Regions from separate parts of the Homo sapiens genome. Here region 2 is linked to region 1. A link is a contact called in ENCODE Hi-C or POLR2A ChIA-PET data. All regions are on one chromosome and are shown on one strand. Each heading gives the region's core, a stretch centred on a gene start or an enhancer-like site at or near the end of the contact. The rest is flanking DNA. Distances are from core to core; before and after follow the strand shown.

The links. A loop is a pair of places that touch in the nucleus more often than their neighbours do. ChIA-PET counts read pairs that join two places held with the same protein, here RNA polymerase II (POLR2A). Pooled maps may share reads with other maps.
Region 2: a map of HepG2 shows a loop between it and region 1 (6-fold over the local background). The contact joins two enhancer-like sites. A Hi-C loop is called at or near these places in 2 of 168 maps with a recorded cell type or tissue (Caco-2 and HepG2) and 1 of 50 pooled maps. POLR2A ChIA-PET finds 5 or more read pairs at or near these places in 2 of 52 experiments (Caco-2 and endothelial cell of umbilical vein).

Annotation. Positions count from the first base shown.
Region 1 is chr10:29,128,550-29,134,195 of GRCh38, forward strand. No RefSeq gene overlaps it. Among named protein-coding and RNA genes, the nearest start is that of LYZL1, 160 kb to the right of the region's middle. Within about 2 kb of position 3,596, at least 5 of the 41 ENCODE cell types and tissues checked have a DNase peak (open chromatin) inside an H3K27ac peak, as active enhancers do.
Region 2 is chr10:28,936,821-28,942,466 of GRCh38, forward strand. No RefSeq gene overlaps it. Among named protein-coding and RNA genes, the nearest start is that of C10orf126, 93 kb to the left of the region's middle. Within about 2 kb of position 3,156, at least 8 of the 41 ENCODE cell types and tissues checked have a DNase peak (open chromatin) inside an H3K27ac peak, as active enhancers do.

The DNA of each region.
Region 1 (5,646 bases), core at 2,346-4,845:
CGGCCCAAAATAAACTGTCTAACTTAACTGGAGACCTGTCTGAAATTTTCAAAGTTCACAGAGGGAAAAAAGAGAAGTGACAGAATACAACTCTAGCCTTATCTTTTCATATCCATAGAGAAAGAGCTCTGTAATGTTATGCAAAATGGCAGAAATGCCAGTTTGTGAAAAGAGACAATTGTTTTAACACACACAAAAAAACCTCCTAGTCATTGGGAATGACCAGAGTTTTTAAGAGAAAAAAGTCACAGAAGTCAGAAAGTCTGCCTATAATCCTGAATCAAAAAATCTGGAGTCAGAATAAAAAGTTGGTCGGGAAGTATTTGCTTACGTAAAAGAAAAACTGTGAAAAACCTAGGAATTTGGGTTCGCAAAGTCTTCTTAAGCCCTGTGATTTCAGTTTTGTTCTTCCTTTCTTGTTATTCTGGATTAGAGTGTTATTCTTGTGATTTTTGAAAAATGAAAAATATGGCCTTATACTCTTGCCTAATACATGATTTCTGGAAATAAGAGGTGAAAAAGTGAGTTCATTTCTTCTTTAGCCCAACCCTAACCAAGTGTGAGCTAAGGAATTCTATATTTTATTTCTATTTATTTATTTTTAAGAGACAGCTTTGCTCTGTTGCCCAGGCTGGAGTGCAGTAGTGGAATCATAGCTCACTGTAACCTCGAACTCCTGGGCTCAAGTGATCCTCGTGCCCTAGCCTCCTGAGTAGCTGGGACTAGAGGTATGCACCACCATACCCGGTTAAATTTAAAAAGTTTTTTTTTTTTTGTAGAGACAGAGTCTGGCTACATTGACCAAGCTGTTCTCAAACTCTTAGCTTCAAAAAATCTTCCCACTTTGGCCTCCCAAAATACTTACAGATAGCTACACTCCTGGCCGGGAATTCTTAATATGTTTGTAACAGAAGGAAGGAAATTAGGGGCATATTGGGTTTTGTTGTTATAGTTTGTCTGTTTTTTTAATTTAAGCTATGCCATAGAGTTTTGTGGACACTATGAAACTTAGGATCATTACTATGTATTTAACAGAGTAAGTGTTCTAACAGCGCAGTGGAGAATAATATTAATAGTTGTGCACCTCATTTCTGGACAAATCTGACAATAAGCTCATTGGATGAGTAGCAAAATCATAATCTCAGAAATTTCTGAAACAGAAGAGCGTACTATCTTTTGGAGAATTAACTTCATTCAGAGCTTTCATTTACATTCTTCTTATGTTTTTATTTTGCCTTTATATATTCTTTTGTAATTTACATATTCCTGTACGATCCTAAAATCTTTCTGAAACAAGCAAGAATATAAATTTATTATTTTGATAAGTGTTAGAAATTAATTTTTACATTTTTTTTTAAGAGACGGAGTCTCACTCTGTTGCCCAGGCTGGAGTGCAGTGGCATGATCTCAGCTCACTGCAACCTCTGCCTCCTGGGTTATAGCAATTCTCCTGTCTCAGCCTCCCGAGTAGGGCGAGGCTAATTTTTTGTATTTTTTTTTTTTTTTTTTTTTTTTAGTTTCATCGTGTTGCCCAGGCTGGTCTCGAACTCCTGAGCTCAGGCGATCCACCTGCCTCGGCCTCCCAGAGTGCTACGATTTCAGGCGTGAGCCACCGCATCAGGCCAATTTTTACCTAATTTTTTAAAACACAAAGTTATTCTTGTAACCATTGGCATTATAACTGTTAGCAAAAAGCAAGGGCTCCTCCTAGTGATACTGCAAGTCAGTGCAGCGTACTAATTCCAGGTGTATTTGTTTTCTTTGTTGTGTAACAAGTTCATTATCTTTAGTAAACACACACTGGAAATCTGTTGAATTCAGGGATCAATAATGAAGATGTGTATTTTAGGGAAACTGCAGTAATTCCTTCAGGCCACTAGGGGCCATTTGACTAAATTCTCTTCCCAGTTCAAAGGAAAGGTCCCCAGTGCACCCCCAGGGAGCAAAAATAAGGACCTCCTCCCATCCTAAGGTGGGATATTCTAAGGGTAGAATCAGGTGCATCATACTCAGCAAATCAGTATTTCTCTAATTTTATTACTTTTTGAAACCTCTTTAAAAGGAAAAAATACATGTGAATTCCCCAGTATTGACATGGGAATGGATTACTGTACAATAGTGATGCATGTATAAAATGATTGCTCTGACCATAATTGTCAACAAAAGTCGGTAGAATGAAAATAAGAAAGCTGATGTCCCTTTCACTACTACCTGCTGTGGTCAAATATTGCTTGCCTACTCTTTATCCTAAAAAAAGAAATGGGGCTAACATCCTACCTCCCACTTCCACCAAACCCTCCATCCAACAGCAATTTGTCCTCTTATGCAAGGTGAGAAGAATTGCCCCAGTTGTTCTGGAAAAAGTGTTCTTTTTTTTTTTTTCCAGACAGAGTCTCGCTCTGTCACCTAGGCTGGAGTGCAGTGGTGCGATCTGGGCTCACTGCAACCTCCACCTCCCAGGGTTAAACGATTCTTCTGCCTCAGACTCCTGAGTAGCTGGGATTACAGGCATGTGCCACCACACTTGGCTAATATTTGTATTTTTAGTAGAGATGGGATTTCACCCTGTTGGCCGGGCTGATCTAGAATTCCTGACCTCAGGTGACCCACCCGCCTCAGCCTCCCAAAGTGCTGGGATTACAGGCATGAACCAGTGCACCCAGCTAGAAAAGGTGCTCTTTTCTTTGTCCTTCCCTGCCTTTGTTCGCTTCCTAAGTGGTACCATTCTTGGCCAGGTACACCATTGTCTCTTTGAAGGTAATTAAACAGATTGTATAAGATGTCATTAAGTTTTATCACAATTGCACACAAGGACAGACTATTGGACACAACCACCTAAGTACATACGTCCTAGATACTTAGGTGGCCATGAAGCACAGGTCAGAGTCAGGCCAAGGTTCAGCTGACTGTAGGAAGGCCTCACCTTCCTTTTGATGCGGTTACAAGATGGTTCATTTGCTACCTTGCAGAAATAGCTTTGAAGAAAAGTACTGTAAGCTGCGTGGTTGTAATTGGATTTAAGTACTGTTGAATATAATATAAAAGTGACGCATCCTCCTAATAATTAAAGTTGTCATCTCCAGGTTTTATTCAACATTTGAATCATGCTCAAACTTGCAGACTTGACTTAAAGCTTAGATGCTTCATCTCCAAAAGAAGCTGGCCATGGAGTACAACAAGGAATCTAGTAGCAGTCTGGAGTTTTCCTCTAGAAAGTGCTGTGGTCTCAAAATGCAGTCCTGGGTATCTGGACACAATCCCACAAAGGGTGACTGCTAAAAAGAAAAGATTTCAGGATTGAGGAACATAGCTCCTTCTTCTAATGCACACTATGTTGGGATGGTGGGATGAAGGCCGAAATTTTCCAGGTTGGAGTCTTTTGGTGGTTTGTTTGCTTATCCTGTATCTGGAGTTGAGAAGAAACCAAGTTTGAGATTTAGGATGTGGACAGGAGGTAGGAGTTTTGCCCATAAATTACAACAGAGTCTGAACCCATGGGGACTGCCAAGAAGACAAAGTGGTCACAATTGGCTTGGGCCCGAAGCCAGGGCCCCTGCAGAGCAGGAGCCCAGTTGGGGCCTCCTCCCAGAGCCAGTGCAGCTCTGCCTGTGCGTGGATGATAAGCTCTGTGCTGCTTCCTCTGAATCATGAAAACAAACAGACCGGGCCACGATGGAATAAATGAAGCTGCAGATGAAAGACATTTTGAAGACGAACATGAATTAGAGGGTTGGAGGGATCTGATTTTGACTTTCACATTCATCTGCCTTCTCCTTTCAGCAGTGGGGCCAAGGTGGCCGGCCAAGCCACTGGGACTTCTACAAGGGCCTCTGCAGGCAGGAGGCTAGTGAAGACTTAGAGCCTGTAGCGTGGACTCACGCTCAGGAGAGCCATGAAGCCGGGGCCTCGTCTGCAGCTTTCTTCATTCACGCTGAGAAAGTTTGTCCTTCCTGCCACCCGTAATTTTCCTGGAGAACTGAAAATAACAAAACCAGAGGGATATCCACAGAGTCCATAGGTTCCTAGGTTAGTTCTACACGGTCCCCTTCTCCTCCCAGAAACACGAGATGTCAGATTCCTCAAGATTCCTTTGAGCTCACCCTAAACTGCTCGGGGCAAGAACATCAGTCTGTTTGTCTCTTGAGACCGTCTCTGGCATGTTTATGAAAAGATCACTGGAGACTCCAGTTTCACAATCAACAATGTACCTAAAAATAGAAAAAAATCTGTTCCAGGATAATTTTGTCTCCGAACAGCAAGATCAACAAAAGATGCCTTCAGGGAACAAGTGGTCCTTCACTGAAGTCTAACGAAGCTCTGAGCTGCCTCTCAGAGCAAGGGGAGGGTGTGGCTCCCAAACGTCCTCTTCCTCTTCCCATCAGCTCACACTGACTGGCAGTACGGATGAAGCTGTGAACAGTAAATGGTGACTGTGAACCATTCTGACGCCGTCACCTGGGGCTAGGTGGCACTGTTTAATGAACCATCTCTGCGCAAGGCAAGGCCCAGGGTCTAATTGGTTGGAAAGCTTTGTAGGAAACCCAGAATGCTAGTTGCCAAGACTCTCTTCCCCTAAGTTTTAAAATTCCTAGGTAATTCCCTGGAAATGTAATCCGGATGTTCCTGACTCCTGTATATTTAAACCCATCCCACTGTTGTTTCCAAAAGACATTTTATGGATATTCCAGGCGAGTGTTTTGTCTTTATCCAATCAAGGAATGCCATTAATTAGATTTAAAAAAGTCCACAGGGACTGCTGTGAAATCTAATTCTGTCTTAAGTTTGCTAACTTTTTTTTCCCTTTTTTCTTTTTCCTCTTTTTTTTTTTTTTTTTAATTTACTGGCCTTGTTAAATAGTCTAAGAAAACAGGAGAAAGAGTGTAACATAACATAGAGCATCCTGGACCTTAGTACCTTCAGGCTGAACCTTGCTTTCTCTGAGCTGGCAAACTGGGATCCCATCAAAAAGCAGTGTCAAAATATGGAGTTTCCAGCAAGTCAGCTTAGGAAAGGGAGTAGAAGAGAATAAAGTAGAAATCAATATCCATTCCTAGGTTCTTACTGCATTGTAGGAAGCACTTTCTGTTTGTTTGTTTGTTTGTTTGTTTGTTTGTTTGTTTGTTTTGAGACGGAGCCTCACTCTGTCACCCAGGCTGGAGTGCAGAAGCACAATCTTAGCTCACTGCAACCACCACCTCCCAGGTTCGAGTGGTTCTCATGCCTCAGCCTCCTGAGTAGCTGGGATTACAGGTGCTCACCACCACACCCGGCTAATTTTTTGTATTTTTAGTGGAGACGGGGTTTCACCATGTTGGCCAGGCTGGTCTCGAACTCCTGAGCTCAAGTCATCCTCCTGCCTCAGCCTCCCAAGGTACTAGGATTACAGGCATGAGCTACCATGCCTGGCCATAGGAAGCACTTTCTATTCCAGTTGGTAGATAACAGAGACAGCTTATCCTTGCTATGATATCAGCAGATAACAGATCCCAAAACACAGTGCAGATTCATCACGGGGTTTTAAAGTCACAGAGACTTGAATCAAAGTTCTGTCCCCCTCCTCCCATTCCTTAACTATGTATGTAGGACTTGAATGAGCTACTGGAACTCTCTGAACCCTGTTGCCTCATGTTTCAAGTGGAGGCAATA
Region 2 (5,646 bases), core at 1,906-4,405, 190 kb before region 1:
ACCTCTGCCTCCTAGGTTCATTCAATCGGTTCTCCTCCTCAGCCACCCGAGTAGCTGGGATTACAGGTGCACGCCACCATGCCCGGCTAATCTTTGTATTTTTAGTAAAGATGGGATTTTGCCATGTTGGCCAGGCTGGTCTTGAACTCCTGACCTCAAGTGATCTGCCCACCTGGGTCTCCCAAAGTGCTGGGATTACAGGCGTGAGCCACTGCACCCAGCCATACTATATATTTCTATATCCTGTTTATCTTTTATAAATCCCAACAATGAAAAAGATATTCTAAGCTGTAGCCAGTGAGATGCTTATTGGAAGTAATAATACAAAACTTATAATATGCCAAAGTGACTACAGAATAATTAGTATGGCCCCTTGGTGATGGTGGAAATGAGTTTTGACAGGTGAGTATGAAAGTAGACGTGGCCAGCATATGTTAAGGATAGAATTGGAGCTGCCAAAGATCTCCTGCAATAGCTCTTTAGAGTCAGCCTTGAGGTCATGCTTTTACTTAGGCTGCCATATAACCTAGAGGCTGGGACTTTCTCTGGCTTAGCCAGACACAATATTAGATGTAGAATAAGGAATTAGGGTCAGGGAAATCTAATTATTCTCCAACCTCTATCCACTCACCCATTTTCGCTGACAAATACACATTGAGATTGTCCTCCAAGACTCTAGTTATGTGGAAGAAGAAGAGTGATTTTCCTTCTCTATATTTCTGGGAAAGAATTAATTCTAATTCTGGTGGGTTTTTCTGTAGCAAGATTGTATGATGAGTTTATAAGCTACTCATGACAAATGGGAGACTGAGGATGGTTGAATGAAAAAGTTCTTACTAGAGTCATAAAGGGCTGATTTTTCAGGACAAACACAATGCTACCTGCCTCAGTAGAGTGCAGTGGCTGACAGAGGATTCCAGAACGATTCTCCCACCTCCCATTCCCAGCTCTGCTGTTTACTAGCTGTGTGACTTTAGGCAAAGTGCTGAACCTTTGAGTGCCTCCATTTCTGTATCTGGGAAATGGACATGATGATAAAGTTACCATAGGTTGTTGTTGAGGCAGGAGAATAGGCTCTGGAGGCAGGGAACCTAAGGCCAGCTCAAGCTGACCTCTTAGAACTAAATTGAAAGGAAAACCCCAACTTTCCAAGCTTAAGTAACAGAAGGACCAGAGGCTTCTCCCTTAGCAAACCCCCTCTTTTCTGCGCGGCAGATGGAAAATTGAAAGTACCTCTGATTGCGGGATAAGTCTTTGTTTGCATAGGAGTGCAACTTTGTAACTTCACTTTAGCCTCTGATTGGTTGCTTTCTGCAACCAGACTGCAATCAGACTGATTGCGGGATACTGCTTCATTTGCATGAGATGAACACCAAGTGGCAAACGGGAAAGCTCCAGTGGGTATTCGGAGCCCAGAAGATTCTGTAACTGGGCTCTTGAGCCCCTATGCTCCAGTTGCTCCCTCTCTGTGGAGTGTACTTTCGTCTTCAATAAATCTCTGCTTTTGTTGCTTCATTCTTTCCTTGCTTTGTGAGTTTTGTCCAATTCTTTGTTCAAAATGCCAAGAACCTGGACATCCTCCACCGGTAACATGGTGAGGGCTAAGTTACTGTAAGGGTTACGTGCGTATATTATGCAGAAAACACCGAAACAGTGCCTGGCACATAGTAAATACTTGATAAATGCTACAATTATTCCTTCTTAGTCCAGAACCTCAAATAGATACACCTATTTCCGTCTCTCTCACACCTATTGAATCTGTATTAGGTCCTAATATTTTGCCTGAGGGAGTTGCACTTGCTGGGTTTACCAATTAAAATGATCAGTTCACAGCCTTATGCCCTTCATAAGAAACAAGCAATTAAACGAATGTTGGTTGAAAAAGCCCTATGCGCCTCTTCTTCCTTCAGGACAGTGAAATCCTATCTCAGGCCAGGTTAATACAGCTAATGTGGGAGAAAATTTAGATCTCCATATTCATCTAGTGAATTTGGAAAGGCAAGAGTTATTCTGATTTATCAAACAAATTAGTGACTCTTAAATTTAGCTCTGTGTCTGAAATAGCAAAAGAACTTAATATAAATACCAGTATCTGGGCACCACTCCAGATCTGTGATGTGGTCTGGGCATCTGTATGTCTAATAAAAGTTTCTCAGGTGATTCGGAGCACAAAACTCCAAATGAGTACACAGCCCATAATACTGCTTTAGTTAAGCAGAGCTGAATAAAGTACCACTAAAGATACATTTATATTGAACAGGGTTCTTCCTGTTAGTATCTTTCATTATGAGATTAATGACTTGCTGCTATCTCTGGAAAGATATATTTGGCAAACTAAATCCTAAAGGAATCAAGTATTAAGTGATTATGGAAATCTAAGCCTCTTGGTTAGGCATTTCATACATGACTCTTTGTTGCTATCAACCTGGATTCACACGTTAATGACAGTAGAATTCACAAGTGTCCCAGAACATTACAACACACTCGATCGATATTAATCGAAAAGGAGAAGCAGAAATAATTTAAGTAAGATTGCAATTGCCACGGAGCTCTGACCTTTCAGAAACACTCGTACACGAAAGTGCCAGGACCCTCATGTTGCACGGTTCCAGGGGGCGCTGTTTGCAGAGTGTAGACTGAAGACTGCCTCCTAGGAAGGGCGACTTGCTGGCCTGCAGGACGGGGCACAGGCGCAGGGTCCCTGCCCAGCACAACCACGCCTTATCCCAGCTGGAGTCTGAAGGCCCCGCAGGGGAACTCCCCTCTCTTACTCACCTCCATCCCCTTCACCTCCGCTCCTGCAGCCTCCATGCACTTCAGTGGGAAACGGATCTGCACTACAAACTGCCCCCCTTGCAGAGTTCCAAGCTCATCTAATTACATAGTGTTTAGAACAGTGCAATAAATCAAAAGATACTTCCTTAGCCCTGGAGGTGAATAGAATAGTTTCATGTCATTAAACCCCACAACCAAGGGACCCTTTATGACACGGACTTCTTTTGGGAGGTGATGCCTCTGTCCGTGTGAGAGTCCTGGCTCCTGGTAGGTTTCTTCCGGTGCCTCCCAGGCAGTTGGAGGACGCCGCTCTCATTAGGTCATGTTTACTGAAGGTGCTTGTTTTCTGTCTCTCCATTCATTCGGTTACAGGACACCCGACGGGACAAAGCGTGTTGTAACCGACCACCAATGGAGCCGGCTCTGTTCACGGATTATGGTTGTCTTGGCAACCAGCTTTGCTGAACTCACCACAGCAAACATGGAATGAATGACTGGGTCAACACCCGAGATAAAAAGAGGGTTATGCAACTGTTTGCTGAACCCTTGGCGGGATTTTTTTTTTTTCTGGACATTTCCCAGAATGTCCCCATATTCAAAAATTCCAAATGAAGAATTCCTATTTAAACCCATAACAAGTATTGCCATTGTTCATAGAAAAGAGCTGTTGCTTTTGGAAATATAATTTAAGGTCTGCAGACGATTTGAACTGGGTGTTGCTTCAGTTTCAGTAACCGTGCAAAAGCGTATTTAACGATAAGTTTTCCCTAGACAGGAAACGAGAGAGGCCACTCATGTATTTCTAATGATCTACATAAATAATTTCATCTACTTAGATTCAAAACTTTAGTCATTAAATGGTTTTACTCTCAGCTAAATAGATTCTTGAAAATGAATTTTAAAACGCAGAAATAAGCTTTTGAAAAAAAATTCAGAGACAGGATGGAGCCTCTCTTTGTGGAAAAGCAAATTGGCAAACAGGACAATTTATTTAAGACAGTGAGTACAAAGGGAGCAAGGTTCTGGGCTCTCCTGTTTCCCAAGCCATTTAATTCTATGCAAACAATTACATGGTAATATAATCCAGGTTTCTAGAATAGTTTATGTTTATTTCTGTCTCGGACTGGAAGAAAAATATTGCACCGGGTAAGATAGTAACAGTTGTTATGACTTGTACCTGGGTGCTTGACACAGCTTTCCTCATAATTATTCTTTGTGTTTTCCTGATTTGTAGATTTCTCCTGTTTTCTGAGCTCTGACTCCTGGAGATGTTCTCAGCTTCTTCCTCCTCCCACCTTTTCTTTTCCTCCCAATAGAATCTGATCTGGGTTTTATATAAAGTAGGCCCGAAGAGCTGGTTGTTGTCCTCATAAACAGTTCATTTCAGATGGCTGAGTTGAGGTCTTTCTTACTTTTCTCCTGTTTGCTCCGAAGACACTGGTCCATGTTTCTTTAAATTCAAATCGTACTTCTCTCAACAGCAGTTTGTCCTGTCCTTAAAATCCAGCCAGGGGGGAGAAGGAGCCATGAAATATCTTGAAGAGTTTTTTATTTTTATGTTTTTAAAAATTGCTCATGGCCCAGATCAATTATTCTAGATTGAGTGATTGATTGATAAGTGTAGCAAGGGTACACTTATCACCAGATAATTTCAAAATCATTCAGATAATTTCAAAATATCTTCCTTTTTAGTGTGCTTTTATTTCCTGTTTTTATCTTACACACAAACTTTTTTTCTGGAAAATTATGGATAAAAATAATGAACATAAGTGCAAAAGGATATGTATTTTTTGAAGTAAATATTTTAAACAGCACTTACTATGTATTTATTTTTATATGTTTTAGAGACAGGGTCTTGCTCTGTACCTGGGCTGGAGTGCAGTGGTGTGATCACAGCTCATCGCAGCCTCGGGCTCCTGGGCTCCAGTGATCCTCCCACCTCAGCCTCCCAAGTAGCTGGGACTACAGCCATGCCACACTACACCTGGCTAATTACAAGTTTTTTTGTAGAGATGAGGTCTCACTATGTTGTCCAGGCTGGTCTCAAACTCCTGGCTTCAAATGAACCCCCTGCCTTGGTCTCCAAAAGTAAACAGCACTTACTATTATTTTTAACTTTTTATTTTGTGATAATTATAGATTCAAAGGAAGTTGCAAAGGAAGTTGCAAAGAAATGTACAAGGAGTTCTGGTGCCTCTTCATCCAGTATCTTCTAACGTTAACAACCTGCAAGACCACAGCATAATATCAAAATCAGGAAATTGGCATTGGTACATTCCGAAGAGTTTATTCAAATTTCAAAAGTTTTGCATGCATTTATGTGTGTGTGTGTGTATATGTGTGTGTGTGTAGCTCTGTGTAATTTGATCATGTGTATAGCTTTGTGTAGTTACTGTCACAAACAGGATCTATAATCACCACAAGGCTTTCTCATGCTTCCTTTTCATGGTCATGTTTACTCCCTTTCCAAATAACCCCATTCCTGACCCCCCAGCAAACATGAATTGATTCTTCATCTCTATAATTATATGATTTCACTATTGTATAAATGGGACGATGCAGTATGTATTCTTTTGAGATTGGCTTTTTCACTCAGCATAATTTCCTTGAAATTGATCCAACTTGTTGCATCAGTCAATAGTGTATTCCTTCTTATTGCTGAGTAGTATTCCATAGTATAGAAGTATCACAGTTTGTTCTACCATTCACCTATTGAAGGCCATTTAGGTAGTTTTTAGTTTTTTACTTGCATGAATAAAACTGCTGTAAATCTTCCTGTAGAAGTTTTTCATGAAAATAAGTTTTTATTTTTCTGGGATAAATGCCCAGTAATGCAATTGCTGGGTTGTATGGTAAGTCCATTTTTAGCTT